2 separate regions of the Homo sapiens genome follow, and region 2 is linked to region 1. A link is an interaction called in ENCODE POLR2A ChIA-PET data of the cell type or tissue named here. Cell type or tissue: OCI-LY7. All regions are shown on one strand. Each heading gives the region's core, and the rest is flanking DNA. Links, peaks and the distances in the headings are about the cores only. Region 1 overlaps PDE4DIP (phosphodiesterase 4D interacting protein). Region 2 has its middle 12 kb from the start of RNVU1-1.

Region 1 (5,384 bases), core at 74-5,073:
GTCACGCTGCCACAAGAAAGCACTGAGGCAATGATTAAAACTATAAACATACATCTGTAACATTTCTTTCTAAACTATTCTAGCACTTCAAAGCCTGAAGCCTATTACTGTTATATGGAGAAATGTATACATACTAAATAGTGAAAAACATAGGACCCTATCTAGTGCCACAAATGAAAGAAGCAATACCCTCTTCTGGCTATAATGAGTTATTTGGTGAAACACTGAATGTAAAGAGGGATACTACATTTGAAATTATCTTTGTAAACAGAGAATTCTGACTCTGGAAGACCATTCTAGAAGTCATGTTCTGACTAAATAGCATGAGCTTGGTTTAAAGAAACCTAAAGGAATCAATAAAGAACAAATTTTAAGTAGAATTTAATCTGTACCTAATCTAATTTCACTTGTGTACAACAGTCAACTCTGAGACAGTATTGGAGATAAAAGTTGACTATGATCACTTTCATAGTTCTTGCCTCTGTTCTTTAACTTGGCCTTCCCAATACTTGCAGTCTACTATTACAAGACTACTCTCCTGGTTTTGATTACCTTCTGATAAGGATTATATCACTTTTGCAAAGTCATTCTTATAGACTCTCAATCTCTTTCCCGCTCTCTCATCTTAAAACTTGCATGCTTTTGATTTAAAAAATGCTCTCACTCAAAGAGGAGTTGACTGAATGGCAAAAATAATACACACACATGCATTTATGATATGATATGGAACATATGAAATGGATTGTGAAAGTTGGGGAAGAATAAACTTTATTGGCCCACAGAAGGGATGAGGGAACGAGAAGGGGCTAGGGATAAGAATGAATAAAAGTGGAAAAACTAAAACAGAATGATTTAAAATGTGCAAATACACTTTGCAACCTCCACCATTCAATTTAGGGATTGATATGTATGTACAGTGAGATCCATGTAGGCTAAAGTGAGTTTCACTTTGTAGTTGATGCTACTTGTACCAGTTCTATCATTAGTAAGTCACCGTTTAATTCTGCCAAAATCAGACAAGGATCTTTCTGGTTAGTGCAAACAAGGTTTTCCATCCTGGGCTGCAGTCTGACCCGCCAGTGCTCAGTAGGCATGCTTGTGATGAATTCGCACACTTTCCAGTTCCCCACCTCCAATGGCGGCCAGGGTCTCCAGCCTGTTTAAGCGCTCCAAGCTTCTTCCAAGAACTTCTTCTAGCCGACTGCGTAACACCTGAGCCCCTTCCAGTTCCACCTGCAGAGTTCGGTCTCTCTCAGAGCTGATTAAACATGCCACATGGAAGGAAAGTGGATTAGCCATCAACTGTAGTGAGTCCACATTTGTTTCCAAAGAACCATCAATACCACTTTGAGCCACACGACTTTGTAAAGTAATTGTTCTCCAGGACACAATAAATGAATGTAGTCTTTGTGTGGCATTTGTGTTCACTGCTGATAGATTAGTAAGGACTGTTGCTTTTTTTAAAAGCTTGCCCCTTATGCTAGATTCTGGGCCAATTTCACATAAAATTATAGCTCCTAAGACTTATCTCACACCCCTATAGCCCAAACAAGAGAAATTTCATTATTTGGCTAAAAGCTTTTGTTTCTGAAAAACTAAAACCCAGGACAAACTAAATATAAACTGGAGCAAGACTGAGCCAAGTAGAACCACTACTGAAGATATTTGTTTTCTCATTTGTTACCAAACTTGACGGTGGGATGGTGTGCTGAAAAGGAATCTGGTTCATAAAAACTAAAGCTCCAGAGGTTCTTTAAAAAGTAACACAATCAACTGGTCCTATCATACCTTTCCTCTGCCTTCATTTTCCTGGTAGAAAGAAAACATTTTTAAAGCCCAACAATAAATTACAAGAAACTGAATAGCAAAAATAATAATAATAATAAAAATTGAAAAAGAATAAAAGGGGCTAGTAGGGAAGGCAAAATGAGAAAACAAAAATGAAGAGAATATAAAATGATCCAGAGAGGTATCATATATGTGACCAAAAATCAAGAGGTAGAAGAAAAATATATTCATCATGATAGCTATTGGTGGTCCCAGGATGATATTAGCCATCCCAATTAATATATTTTCTTTGATGATATTAAATGAATATCAGTGCCCATTATAGCCTTACTCTTTTTCTTTTTTTTTGAGACGGAGTCTCGCTCTGTTGCCCAGGATGGAGTGCAGTGGTGTGAACCCAGCTCACTGCAACCTCTGCCTCCCAGGTTCAAGTGTGTCTCCTGCCTCAGCTTCCCGAGTAGCTGGGACTACAGGCGCGCGCTACCTCACCCAGCTAATTTTTGTATTTTTAGTAGAGACAGGGCATAGCCTTACGTTTATAATAGAACAGCCTTTAACAGGACATGGATCACAGAAAAGAAATGAACATACATTGAGTGCTTACTACATGCAAGGCATTGTTTTAGACACAAAAGCTGTCTTCTTATTTAATCTCTGCAATAGCTGTGTGAAACAGGCACTAATCCCAACTTAAGATTTTGACACTGAGGCTCAGAGCAATCCATAAAACAAATGACAAAGTGGGTAGCCCCGGTAATTGTCCCTCTTTTTTCTCCCCTCTTCAGTATCATAAGCATCTGCACTTAATGAAGAATAAAAGGCATAAATACAATAGTAAAAGAAATAAAAATTTCAATAAAGAATAAAAGAAAAAACAGCCTCTCTCTTACCTCTCTGGATGGGCATGGAACTTCACCAGACTGCTATAGAGCTGTCTCTCTGCTTGTAAGGCCTCATTGAGCCGACTCCGTTCATCTACTAGTCCTTCTAGCATCAGCAGCAACTGAGTAAAGAAGAGAGAGGAAGCAATACGCAAATGGCACAGTGAGACATGAATAAGAAACAAGAAAATGCATTAGCATGTACTATGACTTAAAAAGCCCACTATCTTAGTACTTAAGCTTTTGATACTATTTTATAGTTTTCAAATCAATGTCATATTATCTTTTTTTTATCTTTAAAACCTGTAAGGTGGAATTCAAACATGGGAGCAAAAAGAAGAAAAAGCAGAGAGAAGCTGGAAGCACAGGAAAGCAGCTAAGAAAAAGGAGTAAGAGGGAAACAGGATGGACAAGAGGGAAATGTATATAATAGGACTTACTAGTATTCTTCATTCATTCAATTAATATTTACTGAGCACGTTCTACGGGACAGACTCTGTTCTAGGTTCTAGGGGAAAGCTTACTATCTAGTGGAGGAAAAAGACATTCATTAATCATAGATGTGTGTCATTGTGAGTGTAATAAGTGCTATAAAGATAATGAGCTATGACAATGTATAATCAACAGAGTTGTTTAAGGTACAGTTAAAAGCCAGAATGCAGTGGGGTGAGTAGTTAGTGAGACAGATGATAATGGAGACAGGGAGTACAGGCAAGTAAGTCTTTTGGAAAAGTCTGGCATTGAAGAAAGGTTAAATGGGGCTGTAGCTACAGAGAAATTTGGGGCAAATGTAGGGGTTTCTTTCTCTTTTTTTTTTTTTTTTAACTGGGAGAGATCTGAACATGGTTAAATGCAGATAAAAGAGAAAGATTCAGTTGAGGGAGGTGACTTAGGTATGAGTGTGAGGGATAACTATTGGTATGTGTCCAAAAGAACTGCTGCTCTTTTCAGAACTACAAATGTCAGAAAGGGGCATCTATAGCTGCTACCGACCAAAGTAGGAAATTTTAGAGCACAGTTTCTCTAGGAAATACCATCAACTAACCCTCCACAAATAGCTGAGATTGACAGCTTTACCATGGTTTATTTCACAGTAGAAAAATAAGGTTTGAGCCGGGCGTGGTGGTGTGCACCTGCAGCTCCAGCTACTCAGGAGGCTGAGGCAGGAAGATTCCTTGAGCCCCAGAGTTTGAGGCTGCAGTGAGCTGTGATCATACCACTGCACTCCTGCCTGGGTGACACAGTGAGACCTTGTCTCAATGTGGTGACTCATGCTTGTATGTAATTCCAGCACTTTGAGGGGCCGAGGAGGATGGATCACTTGCAGTCAGGAGTTCAAGACTAGCCTGACCAACATGGTGAAACTCCATCTCTACTAAAAAAAAAAAAAAGAATACAAAAAAATGTAAATAAATAAATAAGGTTTATATTCCAGTAACTTACCTGTTGTCTTCGGTTTCCTGAAATTTCTTGACCCTGGGATTCTACTGAAGCAACTTTTTCCCGAAGAAGTAAGACTTCCTGGGTCAGGCGTTCCATAGCTGGTATGTCTTCAGGATCAACCAGTTGCATTTGCAGGTCCTAGAAGTCAAAAAATAAGTATGGATGTGAAAATAGTAATAAAAGGATTATTCAGCAGAGTAGCACGGGAACAAATGTCTTGAAATATTCTGCCTATACTTTCAAGTGGGATATGGATAATCACTGGCCAAGGGATTCGATGTGTGCAAATATTGTCTGAAGAGGCCCTACAGGTATTCTGAGCTGTGAACATTTCCAGTGGTCTTTAAAAAGTTTTGAAAGACCTTTATGAGATCTTCTTTAATCTGTATGTTCCTGGTCAGAGACTCCATATCAGCAGCCTGCACCTGCAGCTCTTCTTCCTGCACAGCCATCATGGACTGTAGAGCAGAAAGTTCCATCTGTGAAAAGAGGAAACAATGTCTGCCATGTTTACATTTTAACACTGAGGCAAATGCTTTTGCATATCCTATTACTATCAGCCAGTAATGGAAAAGAAAATGAGAACATGAATAGGGCTCTACAGCATCAAACCAATAATCCATGCAGTATAGTAACAAAGGAAGTTTTATGGGAAGATGTCATAGTTGTTCTTAATGATGTCTTCTACTTTAGCTGGCACTATAAAACACATCAAATTTGTTTAACAAGCTTATTATGATACTGAAAAAGAATGGTTACCATTAGCAGAAGCAAGAAGAGATGAAGTTTTTATGTAAGTAAAACTTCACCTAACAGATGAAAAAATGATAGCATTAGGATATCTCCATTTTGCAACCCTTAATGAATTAAGGGATAAGGCATCAAACAGCAACAGCTGCTAACATCACGAGAGATCACCAAACATTACATGACTCCTGATGGAAGAACACGCCACCACCTGTGAAGAAATACTGCCAAAAGTTGGCACTACATGCCCTAAACTTTCAGTGTTCTCATCAGAAAATGACAAGTACTTGGTTATGACAAACTTCATTAAAAATCATAATAGGCCAGGCGTGGTAGCTCACACCTGTAATCCCAGCACTTTGGGAGGCTGAGGTGGGCGGATCATGAGGTCAGGAGTTCGAGACCAGCCTGACCAACATGGTGAAACCCATCTCTACTAAAAATACAAAAACTAGCCGAGCGTGGTGGTGTGTGTCTGTAATCCTAGCTACTCAGGAGGCTGAGGCAAGAGAATCGCTTGAACCC
Region 2 (5,384 bases), core at 217-5,216, 630 kb after region 1:
TTCCTTTTCCCTTTATCCATGGGGCACTGATAACCATTTCTGGAACAAGATTTGGGATATGCTGGAATTTCTGCTCTTCTTATTCTGCCTTCTTCTCCTCCTCTTTCTCCTCCTCCTCTCCTTCTGTTTCCAGTCCCCTCTCTCTCCTGCTCCCTGTCTTCCTCACACTACCCCCACACCCATTTTCCCCAGCTCCCTCCAGCTTTCTATACTTCCTGCCTCCTCCTCCTTCTCTGCTCCTTTTTGGCTACCGTTCCTCTTCCTTCTCTAGGCTCCCACCCTACCCACCACCAGCCTCCCACACGCAGCCTACACTAACAGAAGAATGGCTACCACGAGCTGAGAGGAAGTTGAGGAATATGTTTCTAGTCAGGACACTTTGGGGGATCTTTGCTGGGGATTGTGAGTGCGGTGACACCAACCGAGATGATGAATATCAGCCAGTCCTTGAGGCCTGGGGAGGACCAGCAGATCCAAGGCCACCCCATACCTGGGGTGACCCAGAAGAGTCATGTTCACATTCCAAAAGGCTAAATCTGATTGCGAAAGTCCAAGGAAATTGAAAGCAGTAGGAGCCATCGTCTTTGCAAGTCCAGTTCCAAGTGGAAGGATCATGGTGCTTCCTTCCAGTCACCACAAGGTCAGCACACAGGCATTTGCATTGCCTAGGACTCAACTGGTACCCTGGATCCCTGGCTAGGGCCTGTCCAGAGAAAAGCTAGGCGTGGGGCCCATTTCCACCTAGGCAGAGGTTCCTGGGGAAGTTAGGTGCTCACCAAGAGATTGCCCCTTACCATCCTCCTGAGGGTGTGTGGAGCCTCAGCGCTGCTACCTCTTGGACTCCACCCTCCGGATGCCACCACCTCCCACTGTCCAAGCCTTCCAGTGAAGTCTCCAAGGCTCTGATTTTTGAATCATCCTGATTTGGTGCGTCAAGAGCTGCCTCCCACAAAGTGAGCAGATGTGGAGAGCTGCCAGATCTAAAAGGTAAAATCGCAAGGCATTGCCAGCTAGATAGGGACAGAGTTCCCTCTCTATTTGATGATTTGGATTCAAAGGGTAGATGTCATGGCCCCTAAACATCACAGCATGACCAGGGCATGCCACCCACGACCTGCAGTGCCCTTGCACCTGGTTAGGTGTAAATTATTTTACTGAAGCAGACAAGTGTTCTCTTCTGGACTTTTTCCTTCCTTAGTGGCTAGATCTCTCTCTCCCTCTCTCTCTCTCTCCCCCTGAGTCCCCCCATTCTCTACCCACCTTTATTTTCTCTATTTCCACCCTGTTGCCCCTCTTCCACCTGCTTTCTCCTGTTCAGCTTTCATGGTTCACCCCTTCCTTGCCCACTGGCATCCCCCAAATTAAAGCTGCTGCACTGTCCTGGGTGGGGAGGTGGGTATGGCTGTAGACAGTGCCCTCCAGACATGTCCAGGATGGGGAAACATAGTGCAGCTGCCAGCATAATGCTTTAAAAGAATGGCCACTTTCAAAAGCCTTTCACATCTCCTAATCTGGGATCTTTTGGGACTAAAACGTTATGGACCATAGTGGAATTCTTTTTCCTCCAGGACCTTGTGGTGGATGCCTTCTTTCACTGAGCTTTCATGTGTGGCTATTAAGTGCCAGTCCCTGCTCTTGGACAGGGACATCATTGTGAGCAAGTCTCAAGTCACTACTCATGGAGTGGGTCTGGAGCTCACCTCTGCAGGCATCAAGAGGTGTCAGAGAGAAAGGGGCATGGCCAGTTTGTGTCTTTCCCATGTGGCCACTCACTGAGTCCTGGGGAGTGGAAGTCAGTGCAAGGAAAGAAGCCCAGTGAGAAAGCAAATGGACAACATCAGACCTGGGGCTGAGGCCCCCACCTGCAGCGGGGCAGCCTCTGAAGCAGGCAAGGGGCAGCAGGGAAGGTCGTGGCCTGGTGTAATCTGGTGTTGGGTGCCCCAGCTCATTCATGTGGATGCCCAAACTTACCCAAAGGCAAGATTCAATATCTCTGTTCTTCAGAAGAAAATGTGTCTTCAGAGGAGAACGGAGAGGTTGGGGAACACTTTCTTACCCCCATGCTAACTGTACTTGATGTTACAGTATGGTATCTCTGTGCTATAATTAGTTAGCATGTGGTCATTAATGGAAACGATTGATGGTTTAAGCCCATTCCCAGATATTCTAGTCTTCATCTAAGTTCCCTCCCTCCCTCTTTCCCTCCTTTTCCTTCCTTCCTTCTCTTTCTTTTTAAATAGACCACTTTGCACTGAAATCTAAGTTCTTTTTCTGACATTTAATTCTCTCACAAAATTTGCCAAAATCTCTGAAGCTGCCTTTATCTTTCAGTCAGGGAGCTCATTCTGTAGCCTGCAGTTCCTCCCTGTCTCCTTCTCCTTTGATCTGTGGTTCCAAGTATTTAGCAAGTTCTGCCCTCCAAGGTGATTTCACCCTGTCCTTACTAGAACCTACACTGTCTGGAGTGCTGATGCCACTACGACCTAACTGATCTGCCATCTGGATTCCAGGGGCATCCCCAGGCACAGAGGGTGAAGGCACAGACATTGAAATCTTCAACTGCTCTGACTCCAGTTTGGTGCATCTCAATGCCAAGTATTAACCACATGATATCAGGATGCCACCAAAAATTGAATTTGGAGCTTTCACATTCTAACTTAGAAAAATTAATAGATATTACTTTATAGAACAGTTCTAGGCTTACAGATAAATTGAGCAGCTACTATAGAGAGTTTCCATGTGCCTCCCTGTCCTTCAATACACAATTTCCCCCATTAGTATCTTGCAGTATTGTGGTACATTTGTTACACTGGATGAACCAATATTGATAATTATCATCAACTGAAGTCTATAGTTCACATTAAGTGTTTTGTCTTTTATCTTATTTTTTTAAAACAATTCTTTGGGTTTTGAAAATTACAGTGTCATGACTCCCAAATACAGTATCATGTAATAGTTTCACTGCTGAAAACTCCCTGTGCCTCACTAGTTCATCCCTCCTTTCCCTCCTTCACCCTTGGCAACCACTGATCATTTTACTATCTCTATCTTTTTGACTTTCTCAGAATGTCCTACAGTTGGAATGATACAATATGTAGGTTTTCAGACTGGCTTCTTTCAGGTATTATGAATTGAATGTTTCTTTATGTCTTTTCATAGCTTGATAGCTCATTTCTTTTCATCACTGACTAATATTCCATTGTATGGATACACCACAATTTGTTTATCCATTCACTTGTTGAGAAGGGCGTCTTGGTTGCTTCCAGTTTTTGACAATAATAAATAAAACTGCTGTAAATACCTGTGTGCAGGTTTTTGGGTGAACATAAGTTTTCCTCTCATTTGGCTAAATAAGTCAAACTGCCATTGCAAGATTATAGGGTAAGATTATGTTTAGCTTTGTAAAAGAAAAAAAAAACTCCCAAACAATTTTCCAAAGTGATTGTACCATTTTGCATTTCCACCAACAATGAATGAGAGTTCCTGTAGCTCTGTTTGTTTGACAGCTTTTGGGATTGTCACTTTTTACAGATTTTAGCCACTCTAATAGGTGTGTTCTGTTATCTCATTGTTTTCATGTGCAATTTTCTAATGACAAATGACTTTGAGTGTCTCTTTCATATACTTATTTGTTATCTGTATATCTTTTCAGTGAGGTGTTCAGATCTTTTGCCTACTTTTAAATTGGGTTGTTCACTTTCTTATTATTGAGTTTGAAGAGTTCTTCATTTATTTTGGGCACCAGCCCTTCATCAGATCTGTATTTTGCAAATATTTTCTCTCAGTCTTGACTTGTTTTTTCATTCTCTTAACAGTGTCTTTCACAGAGCAGAAGGTTTTAATTGTAATGAAGTTCAACTTTTCAATTTTGTTTCTTCCATGGATTGCGCTTTTAATGCTGTTTCTAAGAAATCATCACCAAACCCAAGGTCACCTAGCTTTTCTCCTGTGTTATCTCCTAGGAGTCCTGTGGTTTTGAACCTTACAGGTAGTTATAAGATCCACTTGTGAAAGTTATAAGATCTGTATGTACATTTATTTATTTTTTCATGTGGTTGTCCAGGTGTTTTCGCACCATTTGTTGAAAAGGCCATCCTTGCTCTGTTAAATTGTCTTTGCACCTTTATCAAAGATCAGTTTATTATATTTATGTAGGTCTATTTCTGGGCTCTGTTTTCTTTTCCATTGATCTATGAGTCTGTTTTACATTTTTTCACCAACTCCATACTGTTTTGGTTACTGTAGCTGAAGTTGGCAGTGCCAATCCTCGGGGATTTTTTCTGATCTTCTCCATGAGAACTTTGTTGGGTTTCTAGTGGTCAGATTTAGGAAAGTGTGAGATTCCCCCCATGACTGGTTCTCAGAGCGTTTTTAATGCTCAAGCCAAGCCACCCTCAGCTTCTAGTAATCTGTCAATACTATTTAAGTTCTCCTCCCAGGTGCTGGCTCCAGCAGTTTCTGTTCCTGGTAAGCTGTGACTCCGTGCATTTGCCTGTCTTTCTAGTTTTCAGGGTGGCAGCGACCTCAATTCTCTGGCCGTATAAGAAGAGTTGTTGGTTTTCAGTTTGTTCAGCTTTATTCTTGTTGTGAGGACAAATGGTGACTTCCCACCTCTTTATATGTCAGAATTGAAACCGGAAATTTCATATAAAAAGTTACTTGTGGCCAGGCGCGGTGGCTCATGCCTGTAATCCCAGCACTTTGGGAGGCTGAGGTGGGTGGATCACAGGGTCAGGAGTTCGACACCAGCCTGACCAACATGGTGAAACCCCGTCTCTACTAAAAATACAAAAATTATCCAGGCATGGTAGCATGTCCCTGTAATCCCAGCTACTCAGGAGGCTGAGGCAGGAGAATCACTTGAACCCAGGAGGCGGAGGTTGCAGTGAGCCAAGATCACACCATTGCACTCCAGCCTGGGCAACAGAGTGACACTCTATCCCCCCCAAAAACAAACAAACAAACAAACAAAAAAGCTTACTTGTAATAAAGCTCACCAATTGCGCAGCCATCAGCAGTGTCACATTTTAGAATATTTTTGTCTTTTCCCAAATTCCCTCAAGCCTCTGCACAGTCATTTCCTAATCTCTGGTGCCCATGACTGGGCCACAACAAAATAAAAATTTGGAAAACCAACATCATTAAATTTCAACCTTTCTTAGATTAGGATTTTTAATAGTGAATCACTGTCTTACTTTTGTGACATTTAGAGGAAATATTGCATTTTAGGGACTTTTTTGAGGAACATAATAGTCCTGTTCATTGCTCTTCATTAGTTGTTTCATTTTTGCTGATAACTGATAGTTGTTACCAAACCTCATCTGGCAAGCCTAAATGAATGAGCTAAAAAAGAAAAAGAAATCTGCTATAAGAAATAGAGATAG

The links. ChIA-PET counts read pairs that join two places held together with the same protein. Peaks named below come from ENCODE experiments on the same cell type or tissue, not always from the same donor. Only the 100,000 strongest peaks of a DNase experiment are listed, where the experiment ranks them.
Region 2: POLR2A ChIA-PET joins it to region 1 with 5 read pairs; 2 of 35 experiments call an interaction of 5 or more read pairs at or near these places.

What each region holds. Positions count from the first base shown.
Region 1 is chr1:148,977,144-148,982,527 of GRCh38, reverse strand. PDE4DIP (phosphodiesterase 4D interacting protein) reads right to left here. Exons shown (of 47, transcript NM_001395426.1): 21 at 4,475-4,591; 22 at 4,113-4,250; 23 at 2,679-2,791; 24 at 1,131-1,258. Among named protein-coding and RNA genes, the nearest start is that of NBPF9, 120 kb to the left of the region's middle. In OCI-LY7, for the core only: no CTCF peak of the experiment used is centred there; DNase peaks (open chromatin) are centred at 2,747 and 4,567; H3K4me3 peaks cover 352 bases; H3K27ac peaks cover 1,395 bases.
Region 2 is chr1:148,347,824-148,353,207 of GRCh38, reverse strand. No RefSeq gene overlaps it. Among named protein-coding and RNA genes, the nearest start is that of RNVU1-1, 12 kb to the left of the region's middle. In OCI-LY7, for the core only: no CTCF peak of the experiment used is centred there; no DNase peak of the experiment used is centred there.